Linked DNA regions of Mus musculus: all the other regions are linked to region 2. The links are chromatin loops, found by intact Hi-C in ENCODE. Cell type or tissue: left cerebral cortex. All regions are shown on one strand. Region 1 overlaps Mb21d2 (Mab-21 domain containing 2). Region 2 has its middle 7.2 kb from the start of Mir690. Region 3 has its middle 72 kb from the start of Fgf12. Region 4 has its middle 140 kb from the start of Mb21d2. Region 5 has its middle 110 kb from the start of Gm46548. Region 6 has its middle 18 kb from the start of Opa1.

Region 1 (5,000 bases), 250 kb after region 2:
GAAGTCAGCCTTCTTCCCCTGTGGACAGCATCTAACACAGTCACACCCGAGTACCCTACCCCACTCAGGTACTCTGAGGAAAAAGGAGCAGGAGGTTCCTCTAAGGGCTGTGAAGGAAACGAAGCCTCACAGACACTAAGAGGAGACAGAGAGGAGGAGAACAAGGAAGGCTGGACATGCTATCCCATGCTGCCTACGGCAAGAGTCCATGTTCATCAAAAGGCAGGCGGCAGAAGCAGTGCCAGGCTTGCCACTGTGCCTAGAATGGTCCCATTATTATCCCATCATAGAGGCTTTAAGTTCCAGGCTACATGAGTCTGGGGTTAGGGGAAGGGAGTCCTCTAAAGAAATTTAAAACTACCATTGGCTAAAGAACTTGTCTTAATGTCAGTTTACTGTGGGCATCTCTGAAACTATGCAACGGTGGAAAATGTTGTGAGAATCATACTTGCCAATTATCACTCACTATCTCATTTGTATGCTACAATATGTTAAAGTGTAACCAAATGCCATGTAATATCACCCACAGACACTTCAAGACATATAATGGATAATGGCCCCATGCAATACCATATACAGTGTTCTAGATCTAAACAACAACAAAAAGCTATTGTCTTTTATTATAGACTTGATTTTACTTCTTCCTGATGTGTGAAGATAGGACACAGTACTGAGTGTGTGTGAGCTTGGGAGAGGGGCGCTCTTGATGGCCTACTGCGTCCCCAGTCTGCTCCGCAGTTCATCTAGAGCTAGGACAGGCAATTCCGGCAGCAGGACAGCTTCCTACCTCCAAGAGCCACCCACTGCTCCATCCACAACCACAAAGTTCAGAAGGGAGCCCCGAGCATAGTCCTTACCCACATGGGAGAGAAAGCAGAATCTAGGCAAAGGCCGCAGCTGTGAAGCCAGGATGGGTTCCCGTAGCTGCCCAGAGAGTCAGCCCTCCTCAGCTTACACTGACCTCTGCCCACTTTGCTCCCTCCTCTGACTGAAGGGCTCAGCTGCTCCCTGCCACGTTCTTAGCGATGAACTTACCCAGCTCGGAGGCCCAATTGACCATGGCAAGAGTCATACAGGTCAGCACTATAATGGCCTACTTGTGATATCCGGTTCTATGTATAATGTGTCCCCGCTGTATGCCTTATAAAACAAGATCTATGCACAACTGCCCCAAAGGTCACTGGGCTCTCACATCAGCAAGGGTGTTTACAATCTGCATCTTGTCTGATCAGTCACTGCCTTGTTGCTTACCTAATTCTGCTGGCCAGTCCACAGATACTTTTGCCTTTCCTGAATCTCTTTTCAGAGCCATGATGAGTCCGTGTCCTACTTAGGTGTGCATCTCGTGTCTGCCTTCAGTACAGGCCATTCCTAAATATGAACTGAACAGGAGAAGGTAAGGCTTGCAGTGTGAGTGTGAGTGTGTGTGTGTGTGTGTGTGTGTGTGTGTGTGTGTGTGTGTAAGGAGGTAGCTTCTACTTTGGATCAGACCATCCCTATCCCTCTGAAATGTATAGAACGAATCCCAAATGCACATTCCATCTTTCTGTCCACTAGTTACTAATTATGCAATTACCTGTTGGTCCCCTTGTGTCCAATAACTTGTGTATCACCCAACAATGGAAGTTGGACAGATATAAAGTGAGTAAACAAATAGACCACATATCCTGGGACACGCTCTCTTCACAGAGGATGAGACGGGTGGGTAAGATGCTTAGCACGGCAGTGTCAATCTGATAGTGTCATACTGTCATTTTGAGACTTCCTAAGAAATTGTGTCTAGCCCATATGCCCAAGCAAAGACAGACGAAAAAGCCTGATAATGGAGCAATTATGAAACAGTCTAAAGGCGGGGGTGGGGGGAGGGCGGTACCACGTCTTGTTCTGTGATAAAACTACCACTCTGGGACTGTCCAAAGCATCATTTGCAACCCTGATGGGATGGTTACCGTGCGAGCTAAGGTCAAAATCCCAGTAACTGCCAACAGAGGGCATCCGTGCTCCATCATTCCTAACTCTGTAAAGCAAGGCTCCGAAGTCATCAAATCCTAGCAGCTGTAGGCATTTGGATGCTTAGTAGAGGAAGAGACCTCTGTGAGACACATTAAAACCTCGCCCTCAACCCGTCTACCATCCACCTCGGATCATCTAGATGGCTCCTAATTCGTCACTCTGCCAGAGCAACACCAGAGGAGAAAAGTTCTCTAGTACAAGCAAACACACATCTTTAAGCTAAGGCAGGAGAGAGGGTGGTCAGACAAAGCTCCCAAGGAAAGCAGTCACTGGAAAAGCTACCAGCATTCTTACTGATAATAAAGGACAGAAGTATCTTCAAGACATAATCAGCTACCTGAAATTAACTCTTAATATCACGAACAAAACATACTTTATTACTGCACTTGAAGATGCTGACATCAAAGAAAACTAAACTACAAGAACACAACCTCTATGGAGGTGCACCTGTGCAGGTTCGAGGTGCAGGTGGGTAGTAGCCTGAAGAAAACACTGCAATGTCTCAAATCAGCATCTGCCCCATGACAGCAGAGGCCACCTTGAAGGTCACCCTCTTGCTGCTTACATGGGAAAGCAATATTTGAGGCTAGCTCCTCTGCCCCGGTGCTTCCCAGAGGATGAAGAGCTGTGGTCACTGTTCCAGCTAGACACCAACAATCAACTTGGTGGCTCCTGAGAGAGGAGCCCATACCTGCAGCCCCTTTGACACTCCTGTCATCTGAATCAGCAGCAAGCTGCAGATCCTGGACTCTGGGGAATGAAGTTTAAGCTATGAGCGTGTTCGACTACAAAGAATGAATGAGTCAGATTAGTGGAGCCAAATCCGGCTCCCAGTGTTATTAATACAACTGCTGTGGCACAGATTAGAAAGCCAGAGCCCAAAGCCAGAAGTGCTGGGAACGGAAACCCAGGGTCTCTGATTTTCAACCTAGAGCTCTTTTACTCTACATGGAGCTTTTAAGCTGAGTGTGTGTGTGTACGCGTGCATGCATGCATGCGAGCATGTGTGTTTGTGTGTGTGTGAAAGAGAGAGAGAGAGAGATTGATTGATTTTGATTCTTTTGGGTCTCTATGTCTCACCTCAAAGGACTGAACCAACCTTCAAGGAGATGTGTATTTCAAACTGTCAACACTGAAATTTCTCCCCCAATTTTAAATCCACATTTAACTGCATCCAGCCTGGGTTTACTACCAGGAAATGCTAAAGTCTGAAGAGTAGCTACTTTGAGACTTACCAAAGGCACAACTTTGGCGAGACTCTTGGACACATGAGGAAAAACAGAACTTATTCGTCCCAACTGGAAACACATTCTTATCCCTAACTTCCCAGGTATTCATTTTAAAGACAAAAAAACAAAACAAAACAAAACAAAACATGGTTTTTGCTAAGATTTCTCCGATGGTTATTTGTTCACACTTGTATCTCCTTCATTCACCAGAGAGGGGGCAAATCCATCTTATACGTGGACAGTGCGCTTGCGCTGAGAGTCCTCAGGGAGAGAACTGACTAAACATTCCACCCTGTGGGTGGGCCAAGAAGTATCAAGTGTGTGGACTGGCAGCACAGGAATGGCCTGCGGTGATAGCCTTGAAACCAAAGATGCCACAGTCTGAACTGTCTAGAGCCACACAGGTATACAATTCCAAAGGTATCGGCAGCCGCGGAGCTGAATTTTGACCCAAGGGATTAAACACCGGCAGGAACATTCACACTGCACACCTTTCAAGAGCCTATTCAGATCAGATTCTACAGTTAGGCAGGTAAATGATTACAGATGGACAGAACCCCCAGTGTGGTCTGATTGTGATGCAGAAATCCAACACCCAAGATAGTGACAAGATGACACAGACCCACATTTTGTGATAAAAGTAACAGCTTCGAACTTTGAGATGAAAAACTCAAGTCTTGAAATTTTCAGTCTTGAAGAAAACCAGCTAGGGAGACAAACCCCACTACAGTTCTTGGTGTGAGAGCGTATTTTCCTTACTCTCCACTGGAGGGCGCACTTCCCTAACTTTTCCTTACAGTTGTACAGTCTCCACCGCAAGAGTGGCTTTAAAAAGCCTGGAGGTTTGACATAATTTTTGTATAATTCATACCTGCTTTTACTGATATGCTTTGAAGATGGGTCAGGATACTGTGCTTCACACTGTCTAATCCCTGATACCTGCACACAGTTTGCAGTAACCCTACTTAACAGGATGTCACACGTCACTGATTCACTGATAAAATTCCGTGGTATCCGGATGAAAAGAGACACAGGGAAAATGCCCAAACAGATAACGGAGATAGTGTGATCCGAACGTTATAAATTCAGGATACACACGAGCCTCACAATTTATGGGCTCTGCAACATTTGGAAAAGTTATCTGGATGCTTCGTACGTGCAGGCGCCAGCACAGGCCAGAGTCTGGCCTACCAGGCGTCCTCTTCAGTATATTGAGACGGGGTCTCCGGTAGCCCTTGGACTTAACTGATCAGCTGACTGGTGGGCTCCCAGGACACACTGTCTCCAGGTCTCAGGCTGGAGTTACAGACGTGCGGTCACACCTCCCTTCCTACGTGGGTGCAAGGGATCTGGACTTGGGCCAGTGCATGCAAGGCGCGTTATGGAATGAGCCTTCTCCCTATGCCCTGTGGGGTTTCTGAAACTTCAGTTTCGTCATTTCTTTAAAAAGGGGGTGGGGAGATAGTACATGGCTCCCGTGAGACTTAATGAGAGCTATATAAAGCTCCAAGGGCCATTTCTGGAACTTGGAAAGTGCTGGAAAAACACAGTTTGCTTTATACAACATAAATCTGTTCACAACGTGCCGGGTCAATGAACAACACCGACTTTTAGCATTAGTGGAACATGTGGTGTTTTGTTTTATTTTTTTTAATATATTAATTTATTTTCTATTCAATCCCTTCCCTTCCCTTAGGGGGTTGCATGAGCCCGTCTGGCTTGTGCCAAGTGGTGGTGCTGTCGAACTTGTTAAGATCT
Region 2 (5,000 bases):
AGGCAGAGGCAGAGGCAGAGGCAGAGGCAGAGGCAGAGGCAGAGGCAGAGGCAGAGGCAGAGGCAGAGGCAGAGGCAGAGGCAGAGGCAGAGGCAGAGGCAGAGGCAGAGGCAGAGGCAGAGGCAGAGGCAGAGGCAGAGGCAGAGGCAGAGGCAGAGGCAGAGGCAGAGGCAGAGGCAGAGGCAGAGGCAGAGGCAGAGAAATCAAACAAACAAGCAGCCTGACCAAGGGATGAGGAGCAAGCTAGTAAACAGCACACCTCCACAGCTTCTGTATTGGCTCTTGCCTCCAGGCACCTACCCTTATTGAATTCCTGTCCTGTCTTTCTCCAGTGATGCACAGCAATGTGGAAGTGTAAGTTCAAAAAAAGCCTTTCCTCTCTAACTTGCTTTTTGGTCATAGTGTTTTGTCAAGGCTATAGATGTCTTAATAAGACAACCTACAACAATGGATTGACACTTGGAGTTAAAACCGAAGAAAACAAAACAAAACAGCATAATTAAGTGGAAAACAAAACATAATTTTTTAGCAAATAAAATAACAATGTGTTTAAGAAGAAATAAAACAGAAAAAGTAGAAATCACGCAGGAAAATGTAAGTGAAAAGGAACGCAGCCATAGAAAGGACATTAATAGCAGTCATAAAAAGACCAAAAGCTTAGACAAGTAACATGGGGCCATCCTTGAAAGGACTAGACAAGAAAACAAAGCCCAAAGTTAACAAAAGAAACTAATTACACAGGAAATAGAAACAGGATAAGAACTCAGCTCTTAATGTTGTGTTTTTTAAAAGAGCTTATCAGGCAAATCTTTAGACAGGTTAAAGAGAAACCTTGTTAAGTCTAAAATAAATAAAGCCATAATGAGACAGGGACGTTGCAACTTGGGTTATAAAAATAAGAAGGATAACAAGAGACTGCTAGAGAATTGAAAGGGGAGGGGAGAAGAGGGAGGTGAAGGGGAGAAAGAGTGAGGGAAAGAGAGGGAGAGGGAGGGAGGGAGGGAGAGAGAGAGAGAGGGAGAGAGAGAGAGAGAGAGATCCCTAGAAACATTCAACCAACCAAGCCAGTCACACCGATGATAAACCAAGCAGCTGGTGGATAGTTAAACAGTTTGACCTCCAAGGAGTCAGTGCTGCTTCCCCCAGCTCCTCATCCCTTCAAATTCACAACTCCCACATTCACCCTGTGCACAATGTCAGGATTTCATTCACACAATCCTGATTTCCTTTCTTGTCTGCAGCAGCTGTTAGTGTTTTAATGCAGCATCTGCATCAAATGAGGAAGGGCCGGGGACTTAACCGTTATCTTATCACTCCCTAAGGAGGAAAGCTGTCATGGTAACGTCTAGGGATACCACCTCCACTAGGAGTGGACCAGTGACAGTGTGAACACAGCTACACCCTGAGCGGCCACAAGTCACAGTCGGCAAGTGCATGTAGAGGCTGCTGAAACAGAATGAACCTATGCAGTTGCTCAGCACTCAACTCTACCATCACCAATTGCTACTAGGAAGCTCGCGCATGCGCGGCAGCAGTTAACACTTGAGGCAGGCTACTTGGAATACAATTCTTTTTTCCACAGATTCAGTCCCCCCCCCCCCCCACACACACACAGACTGGTAAATAAATTGATCTAATCTCAGAATGAAGGGAAGTGTGTGTGCAGCATGTGTTTGCTTGTGCGAGATCTCAGTATGATTACATTTTTCAAAGTTTTTGTTCTTTGAAACTATCAGAGATCGATTCTGAAAATAAGGTCCTGTGTTCCATTTGGACACGGGCTGCTGCTTCGGGGCTGAATGTTTCTAGCTCTTTGTGCTTCAGGGAGATTTTCCGTGAAGATTTAGGAAGATTTTCCCTGCAGGAGCCAGCAGCCAGGGGGACGTAGATGCTTTGTGCTAGGCCTCACAAAATGCTAATTGGAATAGAATCCTTGTCTTGCTTACGGAAATAAGCTTAAAATACTTGATCCTTGAGGTCTCCACACTTACAGCGATCCATATAAAACAGAAACCATTGTTCACAGTTCATTATCAAATAAAGTGCTGCTCCCAAGATAAGCTTGGGCAAGTTAAGGCCCGATGGGCCGTAAATGCAGCCTTGAGCTCGACACTCTATGCCATACTGGGGTGCTGTATATATTTTAAGTTTTTCTTTGATTGTGCAGAAACCTCAAGCAGAACTGAAACCAAGCCTCAAAGGAGGCTTCTGTACAGTGTGAATGTTTCCTAGGAATGTAAGCTCCTGGGACCACTGCTCTGGTCCTACCCCAGTCCATGCCACCCAATGTGGAACGCAGCCGCACCTCTGCTGACCTCTGAATGCTGAGTAGGGTCAGCCACACAAAGCCTTCTGAGCTGAGTTTTCCTCATAACAGATGCTCAGTGAATTGTGATTGTTTTTTTATCACCTGCTACACACACACACACACACACACACACACACGCCTGTCTCGAAAAACAAGCAAACAAACAAACATAACTGCTGTAATTCTTCAAATGGTATTACCAATCCTAGTCTCCAACATTTTCTAAGGTAAGAACGTTAACAACGCAAAGTCAGAACTCCAAAGCTGTATCCACAAACACCGGAAAAGCACAGCCTCATGGATACCTTGATTTCGAGGAGGCTGTTCCAAAATATTAGTTATGAGGCTGAAGGTTTGCATAACTTAGCTGTAGATGTCGATGCAAGTGTCAGCTGCAAATGTCCAGCCCCGCTGGATATGAAACATGGGTTATAGTCGCAGTGTGTTTTTTCTGTTAAGAAAATTCCTGTTTATAAATCTTTAAAAGTTTATAAAGCATTGAGCTACAAAACTCGGAACGCTGACAAGTACCAGAGCGACCACACGATGGCAGCAAAGCACAGCTAAACGAGGCAGAGGCGAGCCTATGGCTTCGCAGGAACACACCCACAAATTCCCCGTATTTTCCGGGAAGTTCGTGCTTATTAGTCAGCAAGATGACCATACTTCCGCAAAGCACTTCCACGTCCAGCAAACACTTCTTCCTCGCCTCTAGGTCACGCTTGTGAGTCCTGCAGTGTTAGAGCCTTCTGTGGGATAGGAACCCCAGGAAAGGGGAGGCCCAAGGAAAGGCAAAACTGCATGGGCGCGCGCGCACACACACACACACACACACGCACACACACACACACGTCACATCATCTATTACAGAAAGATTGAAAATAAATAAATAAATAAATAAATAAATAAAAGGAATATGCTCAGAAGAAACCTAATTCAACCTCAGAATGACATTTGCATTGCTGCATGCCTATAGCTAAAAGGTATGCAAACCTTCGGCCTCACAGGCAATGTTCTGAAGCAGCCTGCTCAAAATCGAGGTGTCCACGTGGCTGTGTTCTCCAGGTGTTTGTTGGGGACACAGCCTTGGAGAAAGGGGTGTTGACACTTTACTAATATGTACCAGTAGGCTCTTTGCCTCCGTCTTCACAGATAAGCCTTCCATGTGCCTCTTCAAGAGAGTTCTTAATTTGATTTAGCATCTACCCAAATCTGCAGGAATGGTCTTACCTGGGGAGGGACATCATCAAAGATCCTTTCCCAAGAATACCACATTTATGAGAGCCTAGAACTAGTATACGGACATTGGATATAATCTTTCAGGGCCTGCCATATGACGCTGGCAACATTCCCATGACCTTCCTCCCTCCTGCCTATGGGAAGTTTGCAGATATGTACAGTACCACCCTGCAGCCCATCCTCTTCTTTAGCTGTCTCATATAGTAAGTTCTGATTTGGACTCCAGTCTGATACCTTCCTGCTGTATCCATGTGTGGTTTTCCCTTAGGGTTGATCTCACATATAAAATTAGGCAGTTAGACAAGCCAGCTGTCATAAAATCAAAAGGGCACTGGAGCAAAAGGGAATGGCAAATGGAGCTGTTTCAGTGAAGTGAGGTCCCTATCGCCTGGTGATGACTGTTGGCTGTCACATTGTCTGAGCTCTCTTGTCGGTTGCATTAAACACTTGCCTTGTGTCAGACATTGCCCTAGATTGTAGGGATGCAATGATGGCCAAGAAAGATCCTCTCAGGGAACCCCATCTCAGTCAGATAGTCAGAGCCTTGATCTAGTGTTCAAGGTCTAAGGAAAGGGCAGGAAGGCATAAGGAGTCCCTCCACAGAACTGTGAGTCCTCAATGCAAGAATAAGTATTATTAGAGCCAGACAAGAGAAAATGGTAGATGCAGAAAAGTGACTGTGTTTAAAGATGCTCCCGTGGGAAACAGAGAAGAGATGGGTATCTCAGAATAAAGAATGCCACTAAAGGGCACTAAGCAAGGATCAAGGAAGGATCTTGTCCACAATCAATGGAAAAAGTCAGGTATTGAGAAACTGAGGTCAATTTACTACACGTCACACTTGTCATTCTTACCTTTTAAGATGCAGAAGTTAGTTACCCAAGGTCACGTGAAGAGAAAGGGGCGGAATGAAGATTTGAGCTCAGGTCTGCCTGACTCCAAGATATAAACACCACGGAGAAATGAATACGCTTAGAAGTGAGTTGGGGCTTTACTTTGGAAAGCGTGCTAACTTATATCTGTAATTTAGAACACTGTGAATAAACAATGATTGGAGAGGGACAAGATATAAGATGTAAGAAGAGGTTTTAAGAAAATGTTTAAGGGAAAAGCAAGGACTCTACCTGGGTTGTACCAGTGGCCATTTTGCAGAGGCCCTGGGTCTAGAGGCTACTGCATATATTTCTATACATAAATGACCTCAAAAGAAGAAAAAAAGGACAGTGACAATGTGATTTGCAGGCTCAAGCTTGGAAGGACAAACAGGCACAGAATGAGGAACACCAATGTCCCTTGTTTACAGTAGGGGACATCATAGCTGCTGCAGATTTACACGTCAGATTTGAGTTGCTCTTGGAAATGCAAGTATCCTTGGAGCAGTTTAATGAAAGCCATGTCTGTGTAGTTAGTCATCTGCATACAACAGGGTACACTGAGCAAGCATTTAGGACAC
Region 3 (5,000 bases), 75 kb before region 2:
AGAAATAGCTTCCAAAGTAGAGAAACAGAAAGAACTCACAAAACCTCACATAATGATATGCATTGATTGCACATAGAATTTACCATTACATCTTAAATAATTTAAATAAGAGGTCCTCCAGAGAGCCCACACCACTGTCGTGACTTAAGAGGCATGTTTGAGCAGACAAACATTCACACTTATGCTACTGCGCCAAATGAAAAGAGCCAGCTGGGCTATCTTAGCTCTAAGAGGTCTGTGGGGTGGGGCCAGCAGACAGTTTTCATGATGAGGAAGCAAACCTTGTCTCCACTCACTGGAAAGACGGATGGTTGTGTTTGATCTGGAGAATGAGAAACTCACGTCATATGATCAATTGGGAAAGGAGCCACCACACAGGTCAAAAGTTTTGCTGTTGATTCCTAGTTGCTTGGGGCAAACAAGGTGGCTCTGAGCTAAAGGTTATGGAAGACTGTTCACACTGACACTTTCTTAGAAGTAATGGAAACTATGGATGACAAAGCATTCCTGAGAATGCTCTATTTGTTTTTCTTAGGCTCCACTGGAAGCTTAACTTCCCCTCCCACCCCACCCCCCGACCCCCGCGCCGGGGGAAAAAAAAGTGCTCATCCCAACCAAAATAGCAAACAAATGTCTTTCCAAAATGTTAAATTTTGAAACAGGCCAAATAAAAAAATACAAATATACCAATAAGAATCCTAGAATGGGCAAACACATCTTCTGGATACATGAAGATGCAGAGCTAAAAAATTAGCCATGTACCATATGAACATATGAAGTCCCAGGTCAACATGATTATAAAATGCCCAAGACTTATTCTGCACTTGGAGTCTATCAGAAAAACAGTCTCTATTAGGCTGTTTTAATTAGGAGCACTGTATGAGGAAATCAGGAGGCCTGAGGCTGCTCCCTCCTGAGAGGTTGGTCTTGGAAACATGTTCTCCGTATCACTAAGGTCCCTCTCACTGTGTGCGCACTGCTGACACGGACAGGCGCTTTATGACACTGGCTTGTGCTAGCTGCTAGACAGTTGGTGCCTGGTATTTACTGTGTTCCCCTAGCTACCTGGGAACCGGATTCTAATGGGCTTCCCTGAGGATTGCTTCGATGTAGCTGCAGTTTTTGTAGCTAGGGAAACACGCAGACTTCGCGTGTCTTGACAAAGGAGAGAGAAGTCTAGAAATTTATCAGAGAGATCTATAGTTTTCCACACACAGACCACCTAGGTCAATCCTATCCCATTGATCTTTTTCCCTGTTGTATACTTAGAGAATCTGGACAGCTATACAGTGAGTCCTGTTAGTGCCTCTACCCATCACACAATGGAAAATGTTGTTCAGGATCCTCTAAACAAATGTTTAAACATATACACACAACCTGAGACAGTTATCCATGTGACCCCACCCATTCAGTGGCTACTTTTAGAAGACCTTAAGCCACAAACTTTTCTATAACCTAAGGCCAAACATATTTACTATGTACCCTTATCAAAAGATCTTTGTTGGCCGGCAAGGATAGGTGGTTGCTCTACAAGGGCTTTCCATACTCTCAGTGGCTTGTTTTACTTAACTCACTTCAGGACTGTAGAAACATGCACACCCGGTGAACTGTATAATCGACCGACAGTTTTAACTTCGTCTTCTTACAACAATTTACAAGAATTAACTTTTACGAGACTCTCACGAGGAAGGTATTCTCTGGTGAAGGTGAGGGAATGAGGACCAGGAGGAAGCCTGGGCTGTCTGGATTGTTCACACATAAGCTCACACTCACAGAATGGACAGGAGCTGCGATCAGACTCAGTTGTCCAAACGCTGGGTCTTCATTTACCAGCAGTTTCTAAAATCTGCGGTGTGATAGGCATTAAGCAGTCATAAGCTGTTTAATGTAAAAGAAATGATCTCAAAATGCAGCATGGAAGTTGCTGTGCACACAGCTGTGGTGACCACTCTCCCCAGGTTAAAACAGCAGTTCTGTTTTGAACCCTTGTACAAGGGGCAGCTTCTGTTTACAACGTCTAGTTATTTCATTGTGTGTGTGTGTGTGTGTGTGTGTGTGTGTTTATAATAAAATTCAAGTCTACGTAGACCTGATCCAAAAATTCTCCCAACCCCCTGTACCCCTCACCCCCTTAAGCCCCTCCCCCAACCCCTCCTCCCATATCCCCTTCCGCTTCCCCTCATGTCTGACAAATTAACTTGAACCACACTGACCCTGGTCTCGCATCCGGTTTACGTCAATCATCAAGTAGCACAGGGACTCACCACAAGCCTATGAGGATCAGTTCCTTACTAAGGAAGGGGGTGATTTACATGAACTCTGGGGTGCCTTCCAACTCTGAATTCTATAATGCTCTTGGATCTCTTACATCTGTGGCCAGGCCCTTCAGTACCCACTATTAGCCACACGGGGGCAGCACAATTCTACTTTAGCCAGCAGGTAAATTCAGTGGCCAGAACTGATGGCTGTGCTGTATGGGGAAACTAGAAATAACCCTGGTAATTGATTGCCTTACTTAAACAGAAGGCAGTTGCACGTTAACTGCCTCTGACACACCGCGTCAGAAAACTCCAGTGACTCTACAGAGAAAAGCTGTTTTCGAATTTAAGAAAACGAGAGGTTTCAAATCCACGGAAACGGAAGCTTCAGAGACCTGCTGGGAGCACTTGTGCCACTCAGCGCCTCGCTGCTAAGGGAGAAGCCCTGGGAGAAACTAGGTCTTCTGACTCTCAGATCAACATCCTGTACTGAACACGGTGTCTTGGAAACTACATTCGCTCGAGTCGTGGGAAAGGTTCAGAGGGAAGCTGTGTTTCTCCATCTACCAGACTTTGCGGTACTAGGAGTGTCATACAAACAGCTCCCTTTATAGGAAAGTAAAGAGACTGGCAATTCTATGAGCTGAAAGGTCAGGTCATCCCGTTGGCTCCACTCAAGGAGGACTGTTAGGTTTATTCCTTTATGTCCCTCCCCAACACGCCCCCCACTCCCAATGGGAATTCCTCACCCAGTCAGTTTCCCAAATCATCAAATGTAAGTTACCATATCCAGCTATAGCTCTTAAGGTTATTCCAGGTTTTCTACTAACGCCCTTTTTTTTTTTTTCATTCCTGCAGATTTTTTCTTTCCACCCTTTGAACTCTGGTAATCCATCAGGCTTAGTGGCAAGTGCCTTTTTGTGCCAAGGGTGACTCACCAGCCTCACTTCCTTTATTTTTTCCTCCTTTCTTTCCTCCTTTTGACACTTCTGCAAGTAACTGCTCAATTACTTTACAGATGCTCCACCATTTAAGATGGCTACAGACTCACATTAGATTGTGGACATGCTTTCTTTAGGGAAGAATGCTCCAGAACTCCTGCTTCGTCCTTCTTGGGTACAATATCAGTCAGTGATGTCGTCCATGTGTCAGATTACCAGTGAGTCTGTCACTGAGTTGTCATTTGGTTTAAAATGACAATTGGTATTTTCAATGGAAAGTCCCTGTAGGTGATGGGAAGGGGGCCTGGTTAACATATGTGTCATCCTCTCTCCAAACAGCTGTTCACAGATGTTAGCATCAAGAAGGCTCCTTACCTTCATTTGCTGTGACTACAGGCTTGGGTGATGGTGATTTCTCTATATCCCTTATTTTCTTCTACAGTTGGAATTCCTCTGTGACACATGGCCCATTCTCTTCCATTTACTTATTAAATCCTAGATTTATAGCAACATCCATGAATTTTATTATGTGAATTAAAGTCTAATGTGAGTATCACTGCCCCCATTCCACCTTTACACTGTTTTAACATTCCTTTGACCAGCCGGCAGCCTTTGAGCACATCCTTGATGTTTAGGATCCTTGAATCTGATAAGTATTTGCCTTCCAGTGCCTTAGGATCAAGCATTTCTCCAAGGGCTCCTGAGTTTCTATTGGAGAAGGCCAATGAGAGGCCAAGCTCCATCTTAGTGTGTTCACTCAGGACAGCTGGAACACCTTCGCTTCTAGTCGGCTCTGCCTACTGACTACAAGATACATGCACTGGTCAGCCATGTTAGCAGTTTCCATCTCTCTCTGTGTACTCATCAATCCATCTCTCTACCCTACAAATTCATAATAATGTTCTCAAAACTAGTCAAACACCACAAGGCCTTTCTTTATTAGCAACCTGGCATTATTTCGAAGCGCAGACCTGCATAAGGTATGTTAGTTAAGGAAGACATGTGGATTTTGGCACAGCTCAGACTCCGCCTATCGTGGCAAGAAGAGGAATGGCAATGGGAGTCGGATGTGATGGAAAGAATATTTTTTTTAAAAAAAGTACAGTAAGGTACATTTAAACTGAACCAACGTGATTGTGTGATCTTGTCCGCTCATCTCTCTTAAATATTTTCTTTGAATCGTTCATCACCTACCGTGCTGTATATTTATTTTCTAATTTTATGTATCTTCTTTTGCAATGTGGTATTCCACTCTTTCCCCAGTGGCTCTGAGCAGCGGGTATTCGATGCTTTCACAAGGCACACTTCACCTGCCAATATGTGCTCTGTAAGGACTGCCTGTAGCAGACTCAGACTTCATCCCAGGACAAAGGTGGGTCTGTACACCCACTTCCAAGTCCAGTTCAAGGACCTGGGTAGTGATTCGGCTGGTAGATTGGATTCCAGAGACTGTTTGTTTGTTTGGTTGGTTGGTTGGTTGGTTGTTTTTGGTTTGGTTTGGTTTTTACTGTTGAACATTCTTTTATGTGCAACAGGACATTTTTGGCAACCCTGGATCTACACACTCATGGCACTGGTTCCCACCAAGCGGCACTTCCCCAAGCATCTTGTCCGCTTATCTCTTATAAAGTTATCTTTATCGAATCCTCTATATAATCAGGTCACCAATAATGTACCACTAATAAAATCACAAACAATAAAGTAGCATTGACAGACTTTTTAAGGAAAGGGAAAAATGGGTACCCTGGTTTTCATTTGCTTTGCAGGATTAATTCACATGTGTGTCTGCATGTGGGAGGTA
Region 4 (5,000 bases), 200 kb after region 2:
TCACACCTTGAGGGCTGCCACAGATGAGAAACAATTGACAAAAGCAAATAGCAAAGTTTTAAGATCATTGTTTCTCTATAACCATTTGTGATGGTTTGTATATGCTCACCCCAGGGAGTAGCACTATTAGAAGGTTGGAGTATGTGTGTTACTGTGGGCATGGGTTTTAAGGCCCTCGTGCTAGCTGCCTAGAAACCAGTATTCTCCTAGCAGCCTGATGATAAAGATGTAAATCTCTCAGCTTCTCATGCACCTGCTTGTCTGGATGCTGCCATGCTACCACCTTGATGATAATGGTCTGAACCTCTAAACCTGTAAGCCAACCCCATTTAAATGTTGCCCTGATAAGAGTTGCCTTGGTCATGGTGTCTTTTCACAGCAATTAAAACCCTAACTAAGACATCATCTAGACATTTGAAACAGTTGAAAGTAAATTTAAAGTCCTAAGCTTTATTTATTTATTTATTTATTTATTTATTTATTTATTTATTTGCAATAACACAATTACAGGGATCCATAGCTGGTCAAAATGAGGCAATAAATGCCCAACCCAATTTATACATCTGAAATGGAACACCTACATCCAAGACTCAAGCAAAACTGTGAAAATATATGTAGATGTTGGAAAGATTGAAAGAACTAGAAACCAAGGATGTCTGCTGTTGGGTAGTGTCTACAAGACATGAAAAGGGCAACACCCCTTGTATGCTCACCAGAATGGCTGCCTAAACAAGACCAGCCTAATTACAACAGCAGTTAACATGATAACAAACCCAGAAAATTCCATGGGGTTTCACCTCTAAATGAAGAATTATAAGTGTTTCTTCATTGGCTGCTGAGAGAGGAAGAACCCATTTCTGCCAGGGGCAAGCTGTTATACTAGTTTTCTAATCCCAAGTGACCAGGCCTGGGCATTTAATACATGTGAGCAATGGCAAATGGACTCAGTAGGCTATATGTATGTCTCTCTCTATAATATGTATGTATGTGTCTGTGTGTGTGTATAAATATATGCATGAAATAATAATAATTAAAGGAGAGACCATGAACAGGGGCATGAGAGAAATTGGAAGGGGGAAGCAGTGAGAATGATGTGAACCCTGTAATCTCAGGGCTACGAGGCAGAGATGGGGAGTTCTTTACAGGCCAGAAAGTAGGTGATCTCTGGGTTCAGTAAAACAGACCCTGCCTCAAAAATAAGATAAAGAGAGAGGTAGATGATAGATAAGTGATAGACATAGATAGATAGATAGATAGATAGATAGATAGATAGATAGATAGATAGATAGATAGCAGGTGACCATCATTAGAAAAAGGGAGAAAGAGAGAGGGGGAGGAAGGTAGAGAGGAAGGGAGGGAAGGAAGGAGGGGAAGAACTCCCCAGCACCGCCACCCAAAGCCCTGATGCTGATGAAGGGCTCAGGGGAGCTCAGCCCTTTATCCTCTGACTATACCAATAGAGATGTTCATAAGAGGAGAAATGCAGGCGTTTACTCTGTGTTCTCCTAACGTCTAACAGCTCAAGTGAACACATCCCTCCTGCTGAAGTGCAGTGTGTACTGGAGCCTCTCCCTTTCTTCCTTTGACAGCTCCATCTCTAAACCAGATAACAAAGTCGCTCAAAGCTGAAGCTGACCTCACAGCCATCTCCCACCCTCCTGCCTTCTGAATTCCTACAGCACCTTCTGCATTGAGCAAATGCATTGTACATAATTTCTCCTATGTCTTAATTTGCATATTGAGCAAATAACTCCTCATTAGATGCCCCCAAGTGTCTGCCCCCTTTCTACATCAGGTAGAAAGAAAATATTCGACAAAAAGTAAGTGTTCCTATCAGGGAATATATGCATGTTTTTAACCCAGCACTTGGGAGGCAGAAACAGCCAAATCTCTGAGTTCAAGGCCAACTTGAACTACAGAGTGAGTTCCAGAATAGCCAGAGCTACACAGAGAGATCCTGTCTCAAAAGCAAAACAAGACAAAAAGCAAAAAGAAAGAAGAAAAGATGAGAGGGAGAAGGAGAGGGAGAGGGGAGGGGGAGGGAGAACAGTAAGTGTTCCTTTCTGTTATCTGTCACAAAACTTGGTCTTCCTAGCAAAGCTACAATTCAGTCTCCGGAACACAAGGTTTACATTTCTATACTTTTCTTGATCTTGACACTTTCCACTCGGTCTTCTGATTTCTATCTAGGTTGGCTTTTCCGAGGACCCCTCCCCCACAAAAAACAAAACAAAACAAACAACAAAAAAAACACAAAAACAAAAACAAAAACAAAAACCCACTTTCAGAATCTGTAATAGAGTTCGACTGCTACTCTGCTGCCCCCTAGAGGCTCTTGGGGAACACCAACCGGTTTTGCGCTGTGGTAGTGTAGTGAACTTCAACCTGGCAAGTGTCTGGGTCTATGAGAACAAAAGATGAAGCTTGAAAGCAGGTGTCTGCAATGGATACAACAGTAGGTTAAGCCTCCAGGCTAAACACTCCCAGCATATGGTGCTAACCTCTTGCAGCTGAGACTCTGCAGAGTGCTGGAATAGTTGGTACTGGAAGAGTTGATGTGGGTCTCTCTCCCTCTGGATATTTCCCCTCTGGTTCATCATGAACATTTTAAAATAATCTCTTTAAATGCTTGATCCCAGAAGAAATTCAATTCTAAAAAATATAAAATATAAATTGGTCTTTTGTCTTTTTAAGGCGTGGGCTTTTCCTTTCATCCCTGAACGTCATGATGAAATTACAAAGGCTTAACTTTGCTAGTCTCCTTCCAATAAATTCTCCACCAGATAAGGCCTGTAAACTCTTCTAAAATTCTGTAATGGATGGGCCCACTGTTGCACAGGCCTTGAATATCATTGGAACGATATGATTTAAATAAATATGTTCCAATAAGCATTACAGAAAAACAGAAGCCAAGGAATGTATATGAAGTAGTCGTTTCATGCCAGAGATTCCCAATAATGGCTCAGAGAAGCAGGTTTGTAATGTTAACATTCCAAAATTAAGAAAAAAAAAAAAGAACTCACTCCCATGTTTGATGTCTTCTAAATTTTGAATTAGTGTAGGTGGCTTTCACTGAAGAGCCTGTATATATGGAAAGAATGTTCTTAAATCATAGGTCAAATCTAAGATTATGTTTTGCTTTACTCAAATAAGAAAGCCACAAATTTAGAAGTCGTATTAATGTACTCCCTACCCCAAAGAGTGCCGTGTATAACAGACAAACTGGTGTGATATAAAGGGGGGCATTTGCAATAAGAAACATTGTTCACCCCTGAAGCCCTCACACTCCTCTTTCATACGAACACTTGTCATGTCTGGGAAAGGAAACTCGATGCTTACGTGTTAATTAGTCTTCTAACTGCTGTGATCCTATAACTGATGAAAAGTGATTTTTAAGGAGGAAGAGTTTGTTGTATGTCGTAGCTGGGGAGCTCGGGCCATCTGAAAATAAGGCACAGCAAGGCAGAAGATGCAGCTAGTGGCTGTGGCAGTGGGGTGTGGCACTGTTGGCTCACATCTCTAAGATAGGAAAGGGGAGTGTGAGTTCTCTAGCTTCTCCCTATTACATTCTTATCCAGCCTGGAACCACAGCTCACAGAATGGGTCTATGTATTTAGGGTGGGCCCCCGCTCTGAAGTTCATCTTCCCTGGAAAAGCCTCACAACCAAAGCTGTGCCTAATCAATGCCCTGGGTTTCTCTTAATCAATCAAGTTGACAATAAAAAGTTGGTTATCACATTTCAAGACCAACAGTTTGGCCTACAGCTTAAATACAAAACAAGAATCAAAATGTTTAGTAAAAAGTACCACCCAGCTGACCACAAGACAGATGAAACTATAACAAACAGTCCTATGTGAATTCAAAATAGCTACATACACATTTTTAGATAAAAAAGATTTCACATAGGAAACTTTAAAACCCACAACAAAGGCATATACAGAAAAAGAAAACAGTGAACTAAAAGTAGATGCAGCCAAGAAAAGACTAGAAAATAGTATCCCAAAGCTAATTGTATTTTAAGGTGTTCAAAGTGATAAATCTTAGTGTTCTTGTTTTAAGACAGTTTTACTATGTAGTATTGGCCTGCCTGGAACTTGTTCTGTAGACAAGGCTGGCCTTGAACTTACAGCCATCCATCTGCCACTGCCTCCTGAGTGCTGGAATTAAAGGTGTGTGTCACCAGACCCAGCGTAAAATAAGTCTAACTAAGAACTGAAATCACAATTTAACAATTAAATTTAAAATATTATTTATGGTATTGCAAAATTCTGATATATAGAAATAACTGTAACAAAATTTGTGCAACTGTTCTATATTAGTTCATTCTCTGTTATTGTGATAAAACACTACCAAAGTTAACTTAGAGAAGGAAGCATTTATTCAGTTTACAGGCAATAGCCATCACCAAGTGAAGTCAAGACAGGAACCTGGAGGCAGGAGCTACAGGAGAGGCCGTGGAGAGTCCTGCATACCGCCTTGCTTCCTCCGGTTCACTCAAATACTTTTCTTACATAACTCAATTACACGTGATTAAAATAGCACTGCTCATAGAAGAGTGTGTCCTTTTACATAATCTAGAAATTAAGAAAATGCCCACCACACATATTCCCAAAGGTCCATCTGATGGAAGCAAATCCAAAATTGAGATTATTCTTTTCCCAGCTGACTCTAGCATACGTCAAGTTGACAGAATCTAAGCACTTTCCTCCCAAACTTAAAACTACAAACCCAGCTGCCAGAAAGGTAAGGTCTTGCAAATGAAGAGCAATACCATGTCACCATATTGTAAAATACAATATTTAATTGTATGTCTTTTGTAGAGAGAATTTCTTGTGTATTGTAAGGATGCATCTCCTGTCAATTAAAAAGCCTATATGGCTTATGACTTAGACAGGAAATAGATGGTGGGACATCCAGGAGGCAGAAAGGATTCTGGGATAGAGCCAGGCACTGGGATATTTGCCCAGGAAGATGTCAGTAGACGGATGGGTGGTACCTG
Region 5 (5,000 bases), 160 kb after region 2:
CAACAATAGAAAATTAACTAGGACAGAGGAGGGGTATTGGGTTTTGGTTTGGTTTTGTTTGTTTTTAAAGAACTATACACAGATCCCTTCCTTCGAACTAGGTAAACTCAAATCTCAAAGGATGCAGCCTAAACATCTCTACATAGAGAAATCACTATAGGTGTTTTGCTTTTTTTTTTTTGGTTTTTTTCTTTTTTCTTTCTTTTTTTTTTTAACATGCATGAAGTTGAGACTCTATGCCAAGCAAAGAGTGATACAGTCAGGAGAGAGGAAAACAGGGAAGAGAAACACAAGGTACCTTTAAATCATTGTTCCTGAAACTTTATCCTGAATACAGACGACCTAGAGTCTGTAATCAGTCTGTCTAGTGGGCCTAGAGTAAAACTGAGCATCCTGCAGTTCTAAATGTGTCTGCAAACCGCAGTCTATCATTAAGCACACAGATGGGTGGCTCTCAAACACATCACACCTGGGACATTTAAAAAGTGCACACATCTTGGTTCCTATCCAACATTCGAACTAAGTATCTTAAATATGACCCTTCATGAGAGTGTTTATGAAGCATACCAAGCAGTTCTAGGATGCAGAAAAGTTTCTGGACCCCCAAGTTCAAATATTAAACACTCTACGTTATTTGAGAATAGTCCTTGGGATCTTCAGGGCACAATTTCTGTCAAAGTTACTCCCAACACATCAAACTCAGTCTTGGAGACAATGTAATTACCACGGAGCACAAAGATCCTTGATACTGACTCAGAATTGAGCTGTGTTTCCTCCTTATCTTCGATGACGGGGAGTGATGTCAAATAATAAGAAAGCAAGCCGAACTCATCTTACTTGTGAGCCTCATGGCTCTCACGGAGCTGGGTGGCTCCTCTGCTCTTCAAACAGTAAAGGTAATGTGAAGGTGGCCTGACACTGGTGACAGGGTTCACATCTAAACAGAGGTCACGGGAACGTTTTCTGCTATGATAAACTCTTGTATAGTCAGTTGAATCATTTGATGATTCTTTAACTCAGTCTAAAATTAATTCCAATAAAGGAAATAATGAGTAATGCACTTATTACTTGAGCATATCTTCCTATGATTACATTTGAATCTATTGGGGACAGGACATAAGAAATGAAAGATGTTCTTATTAGAATGGAATGCAGACACAAATGCCCATGAATATATTCCTTTCCCCATCTGGAATAAAAATTCAGAGTTAGCTGCAGTCCTAATCATGCCAATTGCATCGATTTAGAAACTATAAGTATTCGTGTCAGCGTGGTTGCTAATTGGACAACTCAGCTTTGTAAAGTCCGGAAATTAAAATTCATCAAGACTTTCACTTGCTCCTTTGTTACAAGTAACTGTGAGTCCTCTGCAAAATGGCCACGATATTAGCTTATAAAAAGAGTTCTCATTGCCTTTATATCAGAGCTGTGAGCCACTAGATCATTGTTGTCTGACTTAACATAGAACTTTTGGCCCAGTTCCTCTCAGGTCTATTTCTGAAATTCCGTCTCTCTTCTGAACTCCCCAGACTGGCAGCATGGCTGGAACTCTATGGTTATTATTAGGACTTATAAACCACCTGGAACTCTGAGAGGCAGGCAGCATTCCTTATAGGCAATAAAAGAAAATACAAAATATTGCTGAAAGATATATACTCATTTTATGATGGACCAATAATTGCTGTATAAATTCGAGGCAAATGTTACCAAGAACCACTGCCAAATAACCAGATTTAATGGCCAAATACCAGGTGTCGTCTAAGCAGAAAAACAGTTTTTCATAGTAAAGTGATACTCTCTGTTGTTAACCTTATGTCCAAGAAACGCTTAACTAACTAAAACATTATATTAATTTATGATTTAAGAAAGATTGCATTTTCATTTTAAAGTGGATTCTGTAATACACTACGTATATTAAGAGACGCGGATTTTCTCTGTATGTACATTATTGTCGGACAAGGAAGTGCCCACCAAATGTGTCACAAAAATAATTTGCCCTATCTGAAAACTGCCCGCTACTCTTTCTCCACATCATTTCAGATCTTCCTTTAGTGCCAGTGCTTACCTAGGTACAATTACAATAAACCTACTAATTAAATACTCAAAATAACCTTACTGAGCAGACGGCTGCTATCACCAACACTCCAGTTTTACTAATCATACCAGAAATAGGTAGCTCAACACCACTCCCCGAGCCTTAAGTACATTGCCACAGTGACTGACATTCTGGTTAAAAATAAAACCTCGCTTCAAATATAGCTTCTTCCAGTTCTGGATAATGAATATAGTTTCATAAAAGTTGACATCATTTCTCTGATTTCACCAAAATTAAATACATTCTATATTCCTACTGGGTATCTGGCCACGTCCTCACTCAGGGTACTCACAACCTAGTGGGCATTTTAAGGAAGGGAAGAGACCTGTTTGTGTGGGGTTAAGTCCAAAGGACATCCAAACTTACAATTCTAATGGCTGCTTTGTTTATATGTGTTAGATATGCCAACGAGAAGTTGATTCCCACAGTTCATGTAGCAGTTTGTGGGTGTAAATTTTTCAAATTTGCTTATGAGGAGAATTTAAATATGTACATGTCCAAAACTAGTGAACACAACGCGCTCAAAGAGCCAAGCAATACTTCTGTACCCTGGTCTTCTTAGAGGTCAGTTCCTGTGCACGCTGTTTCAGATAGATCCAATTTTTCGTCTGATACCCATTCAAAATGCAGTCGGATGTCATACACACCCAGAAACACCATGTTTGTAGGGTGGGGTGGAGAAACTCAAACATTTTTAGCAATGCATTATTGGATATCGGCTATAAATATGCCTGTAAGCATATCCTAAAGCCAACAAAATATATGTATTTCAGTTCATCATTGTACAGGAAAGAAATCGCTTTACCAACACATCTTTCCTCCCCCTCCATTTTGGGAGGGAGTCTTATCCATCCCCCCTTAAAAAAAAAAAAAAAACTCATCCCACTCCACTACGCAACTGATGGGAGTATTAAACACTGGCTTCCACGCTGTGGGAGTTAGTGGCCTTCTTGCCACGTTCCTGCTGCTGCAACGGACATAGCATCTCCTCCTCCTATCGACCTAGTGTGATGCTCCTCCCGCTCCGGAGCACTGCAGTCCCCTAGCCGAGGGCTGCCCTGGCCACACGCACATGCAGCGGGAAGTGCCCCGGTGGGGACAGCCACATACCTTTGCTCTCCATTTCGGTCCCTTTAGAGTGCTGGGAAGTTCAATGGAAGTTGGCAGGAAGATGTGGGCCCGCTTCAGATCCCCAAATCTGGAAAGCCAATCTGATGCTTTCGCCTGTACTTCCTTCTTTCCCTTCAGGCTTCCTGAAAGATGGGATTTCTTAAACCTTGAAGCTGCGATCAGCCACCAAAGGACACTTAGCAGCAGCAGCAGCAGCAGATTTGCCTCTACATAGGTTAGGTTGCGATGCATATCTGATACTGAAAAGCATGCACAGGCCCGCTCAGAATTGTATTTTTTTTTTTTTTTTACCTGAGTCTGGAAGCTGCAAGAAGGAGCTGTCCTCGGAGCGTGGTGCTGCAGGTGTAGTGACAGATCATCCCACTTTGCTCTGGATGTACAGCAGATTTGCATGGGCGCTGGCACGCATGCGCAGGGCGTCCCCCTCCCTTTTTCACCGCCTCCCGCTCCCCCGCCCGCCCTGGCTTCTCTCCCCAATACGGTCCTCAGTATCCCAGCCCGAAAGCAGTAGCATTCGGTCACAGGAAAGCGCTGCTAAAAATAAACGCCGGACCGGATTTTCCCCTGCAAACTAGAAAATGGATTGGACTGGAACGGCGCATCAATCCCATCCGATTTTCCAGGACTGCTTACTGAAGCCCTCTAAGAGGCCGGGGTGTCTGAGCTGAGCGTGCTGCCTTCCCCAAGGCAGAGGGATTTACGAATTCTGCTTAGTGGACATGATGTGGGCTCCTCGTGGTTGCCGCAGTAACTTCTCAAGTGTCTGCCTCCCCTCTCTCCCTACAGACTTCCCAGGTCGATCCTCTCCATCCCCGTGTTTGTTTGTTTTGCTTCTCGGTGGAGTGGCAGGAGTCAGGGGCTGGTGGTACTTTAGCATCCTCCCTTTTCTGTACCGTCCAGACTGGGTGTCCCCTTTGGCATCCACCCCAGCACTGTTTCATACAGGCTCCACGGTATCTGAAGTTCTTCAAAGCGCCTGGCCCGAGGTGTTCAGAGGCGCTGTTTATCACCAAGACAGAAAGTCCCTAAAGGTGGGAAGGCACCTTATAGATATAACAATATATTTCGAAATGGAGAAATGTGGTTCCACCCCCTTTTTTATTTTTATTTTTTAATTTTTTTTAATGGCAAGGTAAACATTTTTGTTTCAGACTGTAAAGAAGGCTCAAAAGGACAAAATACCACAGTTCTTAAGCCCACACTGTATTTTGCTTATACATAAAATGTTTAATTGGGAAAATGTTACATATTTGCTAGTTTTTAATTGCCAAGATTTCCCTAAGAAGATATTTTGCTCCTCAAAACAGTTATATTTTTCTAGAGTATAAAAACGAATACAGAAAATTTAGATAACTGGAAAAGCCAAAGAACGAGATAGAGGGATCACTCACCCACACCAAGTAAGAGGAGACTCTTTCCACAGTAGATTCCCATCCCAGCTTCCAAAACGCAGAAATGAAATAAAATGTACTCACAACAAGGAACATGGGGCTGGTTATAATTTAACCTTGTAGTGATTCAAAGGGGATCCTAGGGTTTGCCAGGAAAGCGACTATGGTTATATGACTACAAATTTTTATTATCACATGACTCAACAAGACAGGGACTCTCAACAGCAGAGATGTCTTACCAGTGACTTCCTGGGCTATAACAAACCATAAAGGATGGAATCACAGAGACCATAAACTATCTGCAATTTATCTGCAGATTCAGAAGACATGCCCAACCAAGTTTTCCGTTGCATTTGGTTTTCTGCCCACCCAAAAAAAAAAAA
Region 6 (5,000 bases), 970 kb after region 2:
AGAGACCAGATCAGCCTCCAAACTGCCAAAGCCATCAAAAGCAAGGAAAGTTTGAGAAATGTCAGAGCTGGGAACAGGCGAAGGATGTATGACAATTTAATGCAACATGGTCTCCTCATGAGATCTGAGTAAACCACAGACTTCACTTAAAACCAGATGTCAACATCATCTTAATCAACTGTGATAAATATATGGCATGAATGTAAGAGACTGTCTTCACATTTCTTCTTAACCTTTAAATTGTTCTATAATAATAAGTTTATTTAGAAAAATACATTAAAAACTGCTTTGTGGAGGGAGAGTATATGTGATATATGTGTGTGTGTGTGTGTGTTATATGTATGTGGCATATATATATATATATATATATGCATGTGTGTTGTGTGTATATGTGTGTGGCATGTGTACATGTGTATATGTATATGTTTGTGGTGTGTGTGTATATGTGTATATGGTGTACATGGTCCCCTGGGTAGAAGTGCATGCTGCACAAGCTTGGAGACCTGATTTAGAATCCCAGATCTCAGGCAAAAGACCAATGTGACAGTGTACATCTGTAATCTCCATATGCCAGCATGATGGTCAGCAGGAAGTGTGCAGATCAGCTGGGCTGGAGAATAGAGTGCAGTGTCAGAAATAAGACAGACCCTGGATCAGATACAAGGTAGAAGGGGAGAACCAACTCCTGAAAGGCTGTCTTCCAATGTCCACATACATGCTATGGCACACATATGCCTACAAACACATATACGCATACCACACACATATATACACACACACCATATATACATATACACACTCATATACATATAGACATGTACACATGCCACATACTTATATGACATGCACATATACACCACACAATACAGCACACATACATATACATATATACATGTATACCACACACATACACACAACACACATACATACACACATACTACACACACATATATACACACAACACACACCTATACACACACACATAAACACATATTACATGCACCCTCAAAATTACTTCAATGCTTTATGGAGTATGGAGCATAATTCTTATCATATATCAACTCATTATCAAGATATCAATACAATTTCTATTGATCTTGGAACCGTTTATATCTGACAAACGGAAATAGTAAGTTAATAAGTTGTTAGTGAAGAAAGTGCAAGGAGAAAGGGTTGGGTTCCAGGCCTCAAGCAACCAGTCTTCAGCTATGCAAATCTTACCATCCTCCACCCCAACCCCACTCACACTGGCTGCACGTCCTGGTCTCTAACAAAGACCATGAGATGTGCAGGCTTTGAACTTAAGCTAGATAGTGCTTGTATCCTGGTTAGTTAGCACCAGCATGGCCCAAGGAATCAGCTCACCTCTATCAGCTGCAAGCTTTTTCCTTGGAACTACAGCAGGGGTTCTCAACCTGTGGGTCACGACCCCTCTGGGGATCAAATGACCTTTCTTCAAGGATCGCATAGCGTGTATTCTGCATATCAGATATTTACATTATGCTTCATAACTGTAGCAAAAGCAGTTGTGTAGTAGCAAGGAAAAAAATTGATTTTGAGAGTCACCCCAACATGAGGAACTTTGTTAAAGGGTTTCGGCACTAGGAAGGTTACACAAAAGGATATGTCTCCCCTCGGAATAGTTGATGAATGAAATGAGATGTTATATATGATATACAGACTGCTTAGCACAGTGGCAGCCATGTAGGAACTCTCTGCTGTGGTAGCTCTTAGCACTAAAAATGAACGAAACTTTGCCAGACACAGCTGAAAAAGCAAAGCATAAAATATGCCCATAAGTCCATGCTGATGTCAATAATACTGCACATAAACAGGTGACGAGAGTGGATAAATCCATCCAGAGGAGCTCCAGATAAGCCAGGTGGTGCCCCTTCAAGGACAGCACAACTCTATTTCTTCCTGTGATCTGTACATAGTGACTCTCTCCCAAACAGTATAAAATATAGGTCGGTGGAGAAGCCTGCCAAGAGTTTCTCAGCGAAGCGATCAAGGTTAGAAGTCAAAACTGTTATGTCATGCAGATAAGTCAGAAAGAATAGCCCTTTGTTCTTTGATGATCTGTGCTCCAAATCCCAGAATGCTGTGCAAGTCAGGCAAATGCAAACCGAACGCTAGTGTGTGAAGTATCCAATCGAAGTCACCAAGATCGGCAGGAACACAGAGGAGCTGAGAAAATGTTACAGTTTGCCTGGGGCCAAAGGAAAAGCACAGCAAGGCAGTGTGCTGCGGTCAGCTGGACGGGCATTCGCTTTCAAAGGCCAAACAGATAGAGGCGTTTAGTTAGTATTACCTTATCAGGACTGGCTCGTTACTGGTGCTGACCGTGCTATAAGATAGCAACAGGACAGACTGGGAGTCCACAGGAACACTCTGAACTATCTTTATCACTTCTTTTTAGAAAGACTAAAACTATTCTTATTAATTATTAAACAACAAGTTTAGCTAAATGCCTCATGGATAGGATGCACCGTTACAGTAACTACAGTATAACTCGTTAAAACAACCAGACTGGTGCCAATGTGAGCACATAGGTTTAGATTTGCCTTAAAGACTCGGGTTTTTTAGCCAACGGTTTACTGAGATAACTTCGCCCCCTAGTGGCATAATGCTCCATCTACATTTTGTGACTAAACTTCCCATAGACTTCCTTTAAAAAAAAAATTTTTTTTTTCAATATATACTCGGAACCTGTGGTCTGCTGGGACCACACTGCAGTTTGTTCTATGCAGGAACCTTATTTTCATGAGTGGTTTCTAAAGAAGCCAGACTAGGCACACGTCTATGCACAAAAGGGATTTTGGCAGTGAGGTACCCTGGCTCCACAGAACAATTTGACAATGTCAGCAAACTTGACGTTGATTGTGTATCTGTCTTTTAAAAAAAATTTCTACCTCTTGAAATTTCCATAAAATATGGGAACAGAAAAGGTGTGTCCTATGACATTTGTGTTTTCTTCTCCTTCATGATTTACAGAAAACTTTATTGGTTTCTGTATGCATACCCACATAGATATGACCTTATATATTTAAAGGGTCAATCTTGTGAAAATGGGAGGAGACTACATTTAATGTTTAGACTTATGTAGATGCTACTTTCTGTACAATATTAGCTCAAGACCTGAAACAGGGATACTTTTTTCCAGAGTTGACAGCACAACTACAGTTTCCAAAACTTCAAGTAGTATGCATATGTATACATTTATATAAAAGACCATCCAGGCTGGAGAGATGGCTCAGGGGTTAAGAGCACGGACTGCTCTTCCAGGCATCCTGAGTTCAATTCCCAGCATCCACATGTTGGCTTACAACTGTCTATAACAGAATCTGAGGCCTTCTTCTGCTGTGTCTGAAGACAGAGACAGTGTACTCATGTACATAAAATAAATAAAATCTTTTTTAAAAGACCAGCCATAGCAGCATACTATCCATCAATAGCAGAAACAACCTTCCTAGGTTCTTCAGTAATTTGAACAACATTGAGGACGACACACCAGTAAAAAGTTTAAAAAGAAAAAAGGGACAAACCAACAAAATCCCAGAAAACAGTGAAGCTCTGTTGCTGTTGCAGTACCAGGCGCTGTTGTTTAGTTATCTTCTCAGCCATCATCTGGAAGGGAAGCATCCTGATGAGTTACATCACTAAAAGCAGCTGTGAGAGAGCATGGTCGCTGCCACATACCACACATTCACTCTTTTATGGTCACAGATATAGCATACAGGACTGTCCCTCCCTCGTCAGTCGTGCTAGAGGATATAATTTAAAAGGCTTCATTTGAGACTTTTACATCAGAGGGCCCAAAGGAAGACATAACAGCTCTATAAAGAAACGGGACAGTGAAACGGCTCAGTGGGCAAATGTGCTTGTCTCAAATCCTACTGACCTGAGATCAGGGTTGCTCTACACCCACACACTTACTGGGCTGTGCATGCACATGCATGTACATACACATGGGCATGCACACACACCCATGCTCACATGATACATGTGCACACACATCAACAATTATTTTTTAAAGAAAAAATACACTCTAGGATTTTCTGTCACTTTTAGGTTTTCTAAAATTAAGTGGAAAATGTTTAAAGGTCTGAGATCCATACCAAAGTTAGCACAGTAGAGACCAGGAACAACAGGTCCCATATTCTAAAAGAATTAACTTCAGGGGCTGTAGAGATGGCTTAAGAGCTGAGAGCACTTCCTGCTCTTCCAAAGGACCAGAGTCCAGTTCCCAGTACCCATGGCCTATGGCTCACAATCACCTGTAACTCTACCTGTGGGTGAATCTGATGCCCTCTCGTGACCTCTGCCAGCATCTACACTTATGTGCACACCCACCCAGACACACATACGTACACAAAACTAAAAATAAATATGTCTTTTGAAATAAAGAAAAATCAGAGAAATGGAGAGAGGGGGGAAGAGGGGAGAGAGAGAGAGAGAGAGAGAGAGAGAGAGAGAGAGAGAGAGAGAGAGAAAGCGCCTCAATAACTAGTAAACATTTCTGAATTGTGGGTGAGTGTTTTCACAATTGGTAATAGTATCAGCAGCCCCTCATCAAATGTAGATGACCACCTGAGGGTCTGGAATAAAGCAAAGAGAGAGAAGAAAGGCAAATTTTCTTCTACTGAACCCTCTCCCCCTCCCTCTCCCCCTTCCCCTTCCCCTCCCTCTCCCCCTCCCCCTTCCCCTCTCCCTCCTTCCCTCACTCCTTCTCTCCCCTTTAACCAACCTCCCATCTTCCTCCTGCCTTAAGACAACAGAACTTGGAGCTCTGCACCAGCCCCGTTTTCCAGGTTTTCAGGCAGCAGCATTAACAACATTGTCCTCTCCTGTTCTAGTGGTTTGATACGTAACCTTAACAGCACCCCTGGCTCCCTGGGGTCTCCAGCTCAAGTGGCTCATTGTGATTCCTCCTCTTCCAGAGTCTAGTGAGGCAGTTACCCTAATACACCCTCTCTCATTAATCTTGATACTTTTATATT

The links. Peaks named below come from ENCODE experiments on the same cell type or tissue, not always from the same donor. Only the 100,000 strongest peaks of a DNase experiment are listed, where the experiment ranks them.
Region 1: a loop joins it to region 2, with 8 times the contacts of the local background. A loop is called at or near these places in 4 of 42 quality-filtered maps.
Region 3: it touches region 2 in a loop (3-fold over the local background); 2 of 42 quality-filtered maps call a loop at or near these places.
Region 4: it touches region 2 in a loop (10-fold over the local background); 21 of 42 quality-filtered maps call a loop at or near these places.
Region 5: it touches region 2 in a loop (4-fold over the local background); 5 of 42 quality-filtered maps call a loop at or near these places.
Region 6: a loop joins it to region 2, with 6 times the contacts of the local background. A loop is called at or near these places in 31 of 42 quality-filtered maps.

The regions. Positions count from the first base shown.
Region 1 is chr16:28,836,231-28,841,230 of GRCm38, forward strand. The region is part of intron 1 of Mb21d2 (Mab-21 domain containing 2); the gene reads right to left. Among named protein-coding and RNA genes, the nearest start is that of Mb21d2, 91 kb to the right of the region's middle. In left cerebral cortex, CTCF peaks have their summits at 1,993 (motif pointing right), 4,016 (motif pointing right) and 4,907; DNase peaks (open chromatin) are centred at 1,994, 2,829, 4,038 and 4,598.
Region 2 is chr16:28,590,385-28,595,384 of GRCm38, forward strand. It overlaps a transcript of Fgf12 not described here. Among named protein-coding and RNA genes, the nearest start is that of Mir690, 7.2 kb to the right of the region's middle. In left cerebral cortex, a CTCF peak has its summit at 2,851 (motif pointing right); DNase peaks (open chromatin) are centred at 1,247, 1,414, 2,875, 3,512 and 1 more place; H3K4me3 peaks cover 214 bases; H3K27ac peaks cover 1,664 bases.
Region 3 is chr16:28,515,613-28,520,612 of GRCm38, forward strand. It overlaps a transcript of Fgf12 not described here. Among named protein-coding and RNA genes, the nearest start is that of Fgf12, 72 kb to the left of the region's middle. In left cerebral cortex, a CTCF peak has its summit at 2,400 (motif pointing right); a DNase peak (open chromatin) is centred at 2,421; H3K4me3 peaks cover 515 bases; H3K27ac peaks cover 583 bases.
Region 4 is chr16:28,790,942-28,795,941 of GRCm38, forward strand. It overlaps the pseudogene Gm20018. Among named protein-coding and RNA genes, the nearest start is that of Mb21d2, 140 kb to the right of the region's middle. In left cerebral cortex, a CTCF peak has its summit at 2,334 (motif pointing left); a DNase peak (open chromatin) is centred at 2,339.
Region 5 is chr16:28,749,629-28,754,628 of GRCm38, forward strand. It overlaps a transcript of Fgf12 not described here. Among named protein-coding and RNA genes, the nearest start is that of Gm46548, 110 kb to the left of the region's middle. In left cerebral cortex, a CTCF peak has its summit at 2,394; DNase peaks (open chromatin) are centred at 2,343, 2,711, 3,254 and 3,718; H3K4me3 peaks cover 3,420 bases; H3K27ac peaks cover 2,023 bases.
Region 6 is chr16:29,558,434-29,563,433 of GRCm38, forward strand. No RefSeq gene overlaps it. Among named protein-coding and RNA genes, the nearest start is that of Opa1, 18 kb to the right of the region's middle. In left cerebral cortex, a CTCF peak has its summit at 2,624 (motif pointing left); DNase peaks (open chromatin) are centred at 2,166 and 2,593; H3K4me3 peaks cover 434 bases.